Regions from separate parts of the Mus musculus genome. Here region 2 is linked to region 1. Evidence: chromatin loops called from intact Hi-C (ENCODE). Cell type or tissue: gastrocnemius. All regions are shown on one strand. Links, peaks and the distances in the headings refer to the core of each region. The heading gives the core; the rest is flanking DNA. Region 1 overlaps Dclk1 (doublecortin-like kinase 1). Region 2 holds the start of Mab21l1 (mab-21-like 1).

The links. Hi-C counts contacts between places; a loop is a spot of excess contacts. Peaks named below come from ENCODE experiments on the same cell type or tissue, not always from the same donor. Only the 100,000 strongest peaks of a DNase experiment are listed, where the experiment ranks them.
Region 2: it touches region 1 in a loop (6-fold over the local background); 5 of 42 quality-filtered maps call a loop at or near these places.

Annotation. Positions count from the first base shown.
Region 1 is chr3:55,517,744-55,523,123 of GRCm38, reverse strand. All of the region lies in intron 16 of Dclk1 (doublecortin-like kinase 1), which reads right to left. Among named protein-coding and RNA genes, the nearest start is that of Gm31796, 23 kb to the left of the region's middle. In gastrocnemius, for the core only: a CTCF peak has its summit at 2,451 (motif pointing left); DNase peaks (open chromatin) are centred at 1,170, 2,132, 2,434, 2,695 and 1 more place; H3K4me3 peaks cover 197 bases; H3K27ac peaks cover 173 bases.
Region 2 is chr3:55,780,511-55,785,890 of GRCm38, reverse strand. All of the region lies in intron 41 of Nbea (neurobeachin), which reads left to right. It overlaps Mab21l1 (mab-21-like 1), which reads right to left and starts at 3,381. Exons shown (of 1, transcript NM_010750.3): 1 at 604-3,381. The coding sequence starts at 2,897. The coding sequence ends at 1,818. In gastrocnemius, for the core only: no CTCF peak of the experiment used is centred there; DNase peaks (open chromatin) are centred at 2,976, 3,424, 4,248, 5,053 and 3 more places; H3K4me3 peaks cover 5,000 bases; H3K27ac peaks cover 5,000 bases.

The sequences.
Region 1 (5,380 bases), core at 153-5,152:
TTTGGTTATTTGTCTGAATATTCTGCTTTTCTAAGCCCTTTGTTTTGAGACCCTAATTATAAAAAATAATTAGGAGCAATAATCAAAGGGGAAATGTATATGTATTATAATATATAAAGTATATATGTATCTATATACACATGAACATATATATATATATAATTTTTTTGTGGTAAAACTTGGCAGTCTGATCCATGAAATGGTGTCAGGCAGATACTGTGCTGCGCCAACCAACAGACTCTATTATTTGAAAAACAAATGCCAAAGCTCGGGGTGCTTTTTCCTTGGTGAGTGCTATAACATGGAGCTTTTACCTGGAGATCATTTTGGAGACATTAAGGTGAAGAGAAGTTCCCTAGAACTTCTCAGAGTTCATGTCTCAAACCATCGCAAGCCATCACGCTTGTGGGTAACTCTAGAGAGATACACACACAATGCCCCTGGCAGGAGACGCCAGCGCCATTGACTGGAATCGGAAACGAGGGGACAGAATTCATAAGCTGGTTAAACAAAGTCACACTTCCCATCGACCCCCTTGCTCAAGCAGAGAAGCCAACTAAAGAATCTGACAGTTACAAAATTCAGAAAGTAAATTCATGCAGGAGCTAGTACATAGAGGGAGGGGGAAGGGAACGGTAAAACAGAAACAAAACGAAAAGGTGGAGAACTTGAAAACACAAGCTTACTGACACACACAATGCATTCTGTAGCCCGCTGTATTGGGAGGCATTTCTACTGCTAAGGTGTAAATGCATTGTCTCACCGTCTGAGAAGGTTAAGGCTGGGCTGGGTAACTTTAAAATGACAGTATATACTTCTATAGAACACACACTGAAGTGCTGCTGTAGTTCCATTTATTACAGGGCAGGAGAGCACTGGAAACATCATTGCTGCAATCAGCAACAACAGGCAAAGGCTTTGGCATCAGCACGGAATATACTGTCCTTTTAACCGTAAGGGGAAATCGATACTGAGCATGTGCGATGGAAAGAAAGCCGGCAAATGTCAGTGTGAAGAATGGGTGAAAAAAAGGAATGAGGGGGTGTGGCATCTCAATCAAGATTAAAATGAAACCGATAAAGCAGCATATGGACTGGGTAACAAATCAAAAACATGTTTATCCACTGAAGGAACTGGTAAATGGAGACTGCCAGCACGTTGCCATGGAAACACTGACTGTTGAGCTGCACCATCTCATACCTTATCCAATACATTCCTGGTTGTTGGTAGTAGTCCAAAGACCCTGATCTCTTGATGGTAAACCCGTGGTCCAGCTGAGCAGAGAGAAATGGGGCAACTCAGTGGATCAACATTGTGTTCCAGAATTAAGACTCCAGTCCACGCTCTTCATTAACTACGTACGTACGCACGCACACACAGTGATGGGGCCTTTCCTGCAGAGCAGCTAGCTAATAACATAATCTGCACATTGAAAGTAAAATAAAAATAAAGAAACACAGGACCCTTACGAGTATCCTGAATGCCAATTTCATAGGGTAGACTTGTCTGTCAATCAGGTTTTTTAATGTTTATACATTTAACCATGCCCTCAATTTCAAAAGATATGTAAACACCTCTCCTTTTGTTATACAGTAGAAAATATATGGTTAAACTGAAATCATTGTTAGTCACTGTGAATACAGAGATTGAACACCCTCCCAGTAAGATCCAGTAGGCTTAAACTCATTTTTTGTTTCAGCTTTATAATTATGAAACAAAAGAGGAAAGGAATGAGGCAAAAATCATAAGCATTTAGATTTAAGAGAGAGTTGACCTATATCTACATCTACGTCTATCTGTCTATCTGTCTGCCTATCTATCTATCTATCTATCTATCTAATAATACTCCTGAACTAAAGAAGATTTAGTTTCTCTGGGAAAATAAAATGAAATAGAAACACAGAAAAGCTTTCCATGTACATTAAAAAGCATGTATGTACAGTTAAGTGCTTAGCATTAACAAAAGACACAGTAAATACTACACAGGTTAAGTTCCCACTACTGTCCATTCTGGAATAAGATGTTAGCTTTTGGCTACCTGGGAATAAAAGCCTCAACTCCTAAGCCCTGCTGCTTGCCTGAGCCCTGTTCTGCCCACCGAGGATGCACCTTGCTTCGGAAGAGAGATTCTGGAGTCTTTTCAAGTGTCTCACTGATTTGACGCTCCTGACAGATTCTACTTCTAATGCACAAAAGGCATTTCAAAAACACGCCAGGGTCCTAGGCGTTTAAACTAGGAACCACTCTGAGATTCGGTGTTCTGATTGGAAACTAGGCTATCCTAGCGTTTGGAGAAAGCAACATGAGGTTTTAATCTTCAAAAATGTATCATTTCTTTTCTTTTATGAAAAGAAAATTGTAGCACCCTTGCTCTCTGGAAGGTGGTAGGTTGGCCACAGAGAGGGCGACCAGTTACTAGTTCTCTAGTGCCATCTACAGGCAGACTGCCAGAGAGCAGGAAGCAAGGGCTATTGAACCCGGCTTTCCAGTACCACAATTACTAGCTGATTAGTATGGATTTGTTCAATTAGACTGAAATGCTCTATTTGCATGAGCAAAATTCAAAAGGACAATGTTAAAGCATTAGGAAAATTATCAACTAAAACAATAAACAGCATTAAATGGGGAAAAAAATTGAAAGTGGCATCTTAGTCATGGGTTTTTCATCAAGCTGCACAAATCTAATCATGCCCCTCCCCCCTCCGCTCTCAGAGAGGCCACCGTTAGAATGTCATCTCTAATTCCACTTCGTGTCTATACACTGTATTTTAATAACCTTTTGTTTCCTCTCTCTCTCTCTCTCTCTCTCTCTCTCTCTCTCTCCCTCCCCCCACCACCACTTGCCCAACTGCTATGAAAGCTGGCAGGACAATGGAAACCTTAGAGACAGAATATCTATCTCAGTTTCATGCACAGCCTCGGATGCTCCACTGACCACACTACCCGACTCAATGACGCTCCATCAACCTCCCTCCTTTCAGAACAGCCCGATGACTCCCAAGAGCTCCAGTTGATAATTACTCTCCCAGCCAACTTGGGACCCTTGTGGAGCCTTTGTATGAAGCCATCTTGTAGCCTTCTTTTGGTCTCAATAATGTTTGGAATGAGAAAGAAGGCAGCAGAGGGGGCAACACGAACAAGATCACGTGGTTCAGACCAGGGGGTCTCCTGTGTTTCAGGAATGGCACTTGTGAGCAGAGAGTGCTTGCTGAGCCCATAGGCACCTTTGTTCTTGTGTCTCTCAAGAAACAGAGTATGCCATAAACTCCTTTATAACCATTGCTACTTTGTGCCAGGTAGATTTCTCACTAAAGAAAGACAAATCCCGCATAGAGACCAATGCCATACCTATTTGTTTCCAGAAAAGGAAAAGGAAAAAAAAATCTACAAACTGATACTCCAATCTAATTTTTTAAAAAAATTCCAGGAGTGCACATAATTTTAAAAAAACTATGTAAGATAAAGTCAATTTAAAGTCAATTTCATAGCCTCAGCCTCCCAGGAACATACATTTGCTCAGAGGGGGAAAATCTGCTTGAAGGAAACTTATTTTTTACTTTAATTCATCAAACAGAAGTAATCACCATGTTATATTTGTTGAAGACATTCTTATCATGGGGGAATAAAACCAGAATTATTAAATTGTCAAGTGGCCTCTGTAGACTATACCATTTATAAAAGGTATTTATTTCACCTTCCACTAAAGTCCTGTCTCACAAAAGAGTACTGCTTTGTAGTCATACTCAAGAGTTTGAAAGGGAAGATTATTTAATGATAGGGGTTTTTTTTTTCCTTGTGATAAAACTGCTACTAGTAGTCTTTATACTTAGGATCAGAAACAAGTTTATGGAATTTGCCAGTGTTATTCTGAAAGTTGAAAGCAAGGCAGTCATATTGGTCAGCTTCTAATTCCCAGCTCCGCCCCACGCCTGGAAGCTTCGCAGGAGTCCTCGTAGAAAGCACATGCTGGTGTGGGAAATGCATCCTGGAGAAGAGGCATTGCAGACCCTTTCTTCTGACATTGATATTTTTCATACTTGAGATGTGATTGACAGGGGTTAACATAAAGATTATACCGAAGTGCTGTGTAATGCCTAAAGCGACTTAAAGACTCACTGAACTCATGTGCAATTTAGAGTTACAGGGGGGGCTTGACTGCCGTGGAAAATATGTCAGAGACAAACTGAGACCTCTGTATCCAAAATAGCATTCATGCTGGGTACAGTGAGCCACACTCAGGAGACTGAGACAGGAAGGTTGCTTCAAGTTTGAATGAAGCCAGCAGGGACTACATAGTGAGTTCTAGGTCAGCAGTGTGTACAGGGCCAGGAGCAAAACAAACAAAAACAAAAGAAAAACGATTGCATTCAAAATGGTAAAGTCCTGATGCTTAGAAAACGTGTCGATGACCACTGATATTCTGTTGAGAGGTTTTGATGAAGTTATAAGAAATTCGTAAATATTTGGTTTCAGAATTTATCAGTGTCTAATTAAAATAGGATTTGCCCTCAAAGATGTATCCTGTGCTAACTGGAAAATCACGCAGAAGTCTCTATCCATAGTCATTACAGGACTCTCAGAATGCTTTAAACAAACCGTTACTGAACAGCTAAAGCAAACTTAACCAAAGACCAATTAAAATGAAATTATGGGGAAAAAATGGCCCAGGTGGGAAAAACATTCTCTGTAGCAGCCATGAGCTCCAAAGGGAGCAGAGAAACATTCCTTTTTGTGGGCATTTGGTGTTGACCACTCATTCCAAAATGGTGGCCCACTGGGGCTAAATCTTTTGGAATATCCAGACCTAAGAAAATAGAACTTTGTTTTAGCCGTGTTTTCCCGAGAGATAGAGGCTTGCAAAAATTCGTGATGGATGTTAGCTGATGACAAAGAATGCCGACATCCTGGAAAACATGGAGGGCAGTTGATATTTTTCCCCACTGAGTTTTGGAAAGAGATAAAGAGAGGCTAAAAGAACAACATGAGTGTGTAAAACCTCAGCGTTGCTGAGGAACATCCCAAAGAGTTTACATTCTATGGATAACCGTCAGTTTACCCATGTGTCATCACCCACAATGTACTGAAAAAGGTCCCTGGAGGACTGTGAGATTCCAACAGCAAGAGCAAGCACGTTTCCGTGCCTCTTGCAAAGTGAGGAAGCCCCTGCCAGACAGCTACTAATGGAGACCTGCTTCAAAGTGGTCCCTTTCATCAAAACCAGGAAGAAAATCAGAACACCGAGACACCGGTATCAAGGATTGACCAATTGCACACTGCGCATGAGCGGAGCAGCACGGCTGTCCGCAGCGTGAAATCTCTCCCAGGATCCCCTTATCGTTCTGCCTCAAGTTCTTTGTTGAGAAAAGGGAAAGAAACAGCC
Region 2 (5,380 bases), core at 174-5,173, 260 kb before region 1:
ACACACTAGCACTCGGATGCCATTCTAAAAGGGGCAGGCACACTTGGAGCATTGGAATGGCAAACATGGTGACTAGATCTTATCTTGTGGATTCTAACCTTGACCATCAGAGAAGCCCCACTGGCCCAACAGCCATTTGAGATGTACTCCATTGTTTTCTTATTTATGGAACTGTAGTGTCTGTAAATTTCTTCTGAGGTCTTGGTTGACATATGGGATGTAATACTGGATATTTTACAATCATTTTCAAAGATCTTCCTTTAAATCGTTTCAAAAGCAGTTCTAAGATAGTCAGACTTGAATTTTATTCTTTATATTTAAGCTATATGCAGAAATGACACATTATATAGAACATTATTTGTAAATGGGCAAAGATAATTCTAAACTTTATTGCTACCTGAATTAGCTAATGTAAAGCCTCGGTCTGGACCCTCTCAGCACTTGTTGATCGGTGAGATACCACCAAAGCTTCTGTAATGAGACAATGAATGTGCTGTGTTTAAATAAGTAAGGGCTTGCCTTTAGGTTTTGCCATTAGCTTTCCCTGTATAGTAAGAATGAGTTGTGGTTTCTGGTTAATTTATTCTAATAACACTTATTGTGTTAAAATATATCTCCATTTTATTGCTTATATTTCATATAAAAACTTCAGAGTTTTGCATTATGGTTTAAGTTAATTTTTCTCAGATTTTGCTGCTTTTAAACTCAGTCTTCTCTATTGCTATGGTAATTTTTCCCTTATATTGTCAAACGACTACAGAAATACTAACCAGAATCAAAGTCTCAGAAGTAGGCTATAAATATATTCATTGTAGAAAAGAACCATTGAGTAAATTAGAAACTGGGGAAGTGGATATTTTCTATAGCTGTTCTAAAAAGAGCCCTTTTAACATTTAATTTTAGTGATTTTATTAACCTGTTTGTCGAAATGTTTAAAATTCTCAAGTTGACTTTTAAATAGCATCATTACCTCATTTAACAACAACAACAACAATTTAAAGAGAAACAGAAACTTGGTATTTTACTTCATTTATTATCTTCTAATTAAATAAAAATCAGCAACAGAAATTAAATTCTAAATCACAAAAGTAATTATCCAGTGTATTTTCAAGTGCATTTTCAAATATATATATAATTCAGATATTCAAGCGTTATTATATAAGCTGAATTCAAATTTTTGAATATATTTAAATAACATTTCAAGTATACTTACGGAATGTTAGAACAAGCAATATATTTGAAACAAAATGTAAACTTTTGTTTTAAGTTCAGACACTTGAAAGACAGGTAAAGTACCAGGAGGAAATCTACCTTTAAATGCATCTCTGTTCTGTGGGAAATGTCTGAAAGTTTCCAAAATGGTAATTTCAGTTCTGATCACCAAATCACAAAACACCAATATCCACACTTTCAAAGACAACATGAGATCACAACTTTTGTTACAGATCAAAATATACATTACACTTTGCTTCCGATGGTACATCCGGGCCCTGTTTGCTGGAAGGCAGCCGCACCTAAGTCTCAAGATTACTATAATCCTTTGCTGGAGTTGGCCATGGTCTTGCATTGCAGCCAGCTGTTTTGGGGTGTTGTGCACTTTTCGGGGGAGCTGGGGGATGCCTCCATAAAGATGCTTGTGGTGTGGTTTTTCCCCTGTGTGAGATGATGGTTAAATGTTGTGTTGTTACTCCTTTTAAAGGAAGAGATTGTTTGCACTGTCTCGAGAAATAGTACATAGGAATCAACCAGGAAGTTTTCATTTCGTCGGGACTTTGAGAAGAATGCTCATTCTTGTCAGCCCTGGATTAGATCATCCTCTAAAGTTTTTCCAAACTTTTTGGGTTGGTCAGGATCTCTCTTGCCAGTCGCCACGTTTGTTTAGCAGCGTTTTCCAAGGCCGAGTGGGGTTTGCCTTGAAACAGATCTAAGTTCGGTAAGAAGTAATGGGGACACCGCCGGCACTGCAGGCATGAGATGAGCTGCAGAAGAATTCCGTTCAGCCGATCGCCCAGGCAAGATTCGTCCCAGTCCGACTCTCGAGGATGCTTCTCGCACTCGTAGGACACCAGAGTCTTCATGTGGTAGTTGTTCAGGGGCTGGCCTGGCAACTCCAGGTGGCGATCACGCAGGGTTTTCAGGATAGAGAGGCATTTCTTCCTGCAGCCCCCCATCTGCAGTCTGTTCTCGGCCTCTGCAAACTGCAGCACCCAAGCATCGCTCTCAGCCGAACTCTGCTTGCCGGCCAGGGAGTGGCACTCCTTGGACAACAAATTGAACCCTTCAGCCTTAACCTCTGCCACCCGGTTGGGTCCTGGCCAGGGGATGTGGGGAAGCGGCCAGTGGGCAGCACTCCGCGGCCAAATCCCGGTGCATTTAAAGGCCGGGGTGATCTGCACCACATACCTATCTCGGATTCTCAGTTTCACTTCGCTCGTGTCAGCCACCATCTTTACTACATCTCTGTAGCTACACTTGTCCACCGCCTGAGCCACCAGTGTCTGAAACCTGGAACGGATTTTGCGTGCCGAGAGGTAGCCAGAGGCGGTGATGAATTCCACCCAGAGGGACATGCTCCTCTTGCGCCCATCGCTCAGTTTCAGCACCGCACAGCCAGGCAGGGAGCCGTCGTCCACGAAGTTAAACACCCCCATCTGGTTCAGATAGAGTACCACCTCGAACTCGGTGGGAGAGATAACCTCCAGGCCCTCGTAGCGGTTGTCCATCTCATTGAGGGAGCTGATGAAACGCGGTTCCTGCACTTCAACCTCCTTCAGGACGTCGGAGACCACTTTGCAGACTTCCCGGATGGTTTTGGCGATGGCAGCTTTCCTGGCCTGGCATTTCTCGTTGTAGTACTTATTCAGGTGGTAGACCAGCTTGGCCTGGGCCGCGATCATGTTGGGGCAGAGATCCGGATTGTACACCGGAGTCTCGCAATAGGCTGTGGGATCCAATGCGGCTGCTAGCGCTGGAGCCAACTTCGGTGGAGAAAGGGGACCACGCTCAAAAGGCACCGAGCCTCTCTCGGACTAGCTGCAGCAGGGGGCCGCCCTGCCCTGCTGGCCTTTTTTCCCCCGCTCGAGACTAGCGGGTCTTAAAGTGAAAGGCTGAGCTCTCCCCTTTTCTCCCCTCCGCTAAAGAATCCGTGTCAGAGAGAGACGCGTGGAGAGAGCACCTTCTCGGTAATAAAAACAAAAGTTATGCTGAGACCCAGCAAAGCTCTTCCAGTAGTCAAAATAATCACCCCTTTCCGTATTTATTTACGTTTTCCCGTAATCATGGTGTGTGCAGGACTGTTAATCAGGTAGAGGAAAAGTGTGCAGAGTGTGCGTCGGGGGTGAGTGTGTGTCTGTCAGAAGAAGCTGCTGTTGGTTTGTGTAAGAGCCCAGATGCACTCGTGTGGAAATTATAAAGGCAGGGCCAGGCAGGCGGGCGGCCAATCGCCACTGGGCTCGTCACGACAGCCTCCTCCAGCTTCAGCCCGGCTAATTAATCCCCCCTCGTGGATAGAAGCATAGAAACCAAAGGTAGGAAACTGCTGCCGGCAGAAACCCACCCAGGCCACCTAGACAGGTTGAAAAGCAAGATGAAATCTCCCAGCTTTGGTATAACTTGAAGCATATTGACATTTGGAAAAGACTTGGTGAAGACAAGTGGTTCTCTTTGCTGAAAAGCCCACTTGTCTGTTCACCTCTGATGAGCTATCCAGTTGTACTAATGGTCATCCACCAATTAGCGAAGTCAAAGGGGCTTCTAGAACAAAGTCACTAACTTGCATTTAGAGTAAGGTAATTAATGCCCGTTAATCCCTGGGGTCTTTTTAGTGCAAGTTAGAACTTTGCTTACTGACTGACTGCTGGCTTCAGCTGGGGGAGTTCTTTAGTCTTCACTCGTGTTCGTGTTCGCAGTCAGAATGTTTCCAAACCTTAGGCAGAGTCTCTTCTCTTTTTAACCTAGGTTTTCCCCATTTGCATTTGCTGAGAGGAATTTAAGAAGTATTGCTCAACGGAGTCGATGATATCTACCCAACTAAAAATGGAGCCTTTTAATTAAAACAAGTTCACCTGTTTGCAGTTTCCCTTGTCTGTAGCTAGATTGGCCAGTGCTGAAATACCAGACAGCAGATAGGGCTGTATGCTGTAGTGGAAACACTTCCTGAAGGTGTTTTCTGAGATTTAGAGAAAGCTTGAGTGCCATCTCATAGTGAGCTGTCTTGTAGAGAAGGATCTAGAGAATTCACAGAGATGAGCTTGCTTGGCACTGGAAGGTGTGGCCATTACAGTTTGTTTGCCCCTGCAGGCTTAAAGATGGATCTTCCACCTCAGAAACCCTCAGTGGTGACCAACAGTAGGTTCCTAATCTTATGGGATGTAATAATTTGATTATGAGAAAATGGCTAATGGCTTCCAAAAAAAATAATTTGTAACCATTCAGGTTAGGGATTTTTATTATTTATTTAAGTTTCATCTTGGAAATTTCAAAGAAATGAGCTTTTCTTTTTGGAACCTGAGGAGCTTTTGGATTTTGGAACCCTAGGGAGGGTTTTATAGGTCGCTCTTCCTTCCAGTACCATGACCAGTTGAGTCCTCAGTGCACATGAACTAAAGATAGGGTAGTTAGGGCTTATGTCGTAGTTTTCAGTTCTCTGCCTTTAGTACAAAGTTCTGTTAATTTCAAATTAAGAGAATTTTCAGTGCCCGGGTATGGTAGCACCTGTGTACGCACTGTTAATGGGCTACTGCTGAAGACTCCCACCTTTTAAGCATCACAGGGCCAGCTCTAATTTCGTTTCTTGTTACCCAAGAGTGATAGATTCCGAATTAGATTAAAATAGTACATCACATTTGGCGCTTAGATGGCCTCCTACTCCATTCCCCAAGACCATTCCCTTGGGAGAGGGAACTGGGGACCTGCAAAGCCCCTCCCCAGTTTGCAGGCATCGCGGGTGAATGCGCAGCTACCTTTTGGCAGCTGAAGAGGGGCTGGAAGAGGCAACCCAGAGCGCCAGATCAACAAGAAAGAGCTGTGCGGCAGGCAGGGAGCAGCCGCTGGGGACGCGTAGTTCCCCAGGATGGGGTGCGACGGGCAAGCGCTCTCCCCACAACCCTTGCGTATACCCTACCCCACCCAGCTGTCTTCCTTGGCTCATCTGCTCTCAGGCTAATTGTAAAGCTTTCTGGGTGTCTGGATGACCCCCACTCACATCCATCGCTGCAAAACACTCTCGGTGCCCTTCGCTCTCATCGCCTGCCCGCCCTCGAATGGCCCCAGCCAAGCGTGTGCTGTACTCAGAACACCCAGGAATACTTGGCCCTCACCTTCCCGGGTGAGCGCGCGCCCCGTGCCTCACCCCGGACTATGGGACTCGATGTAGCTTCGA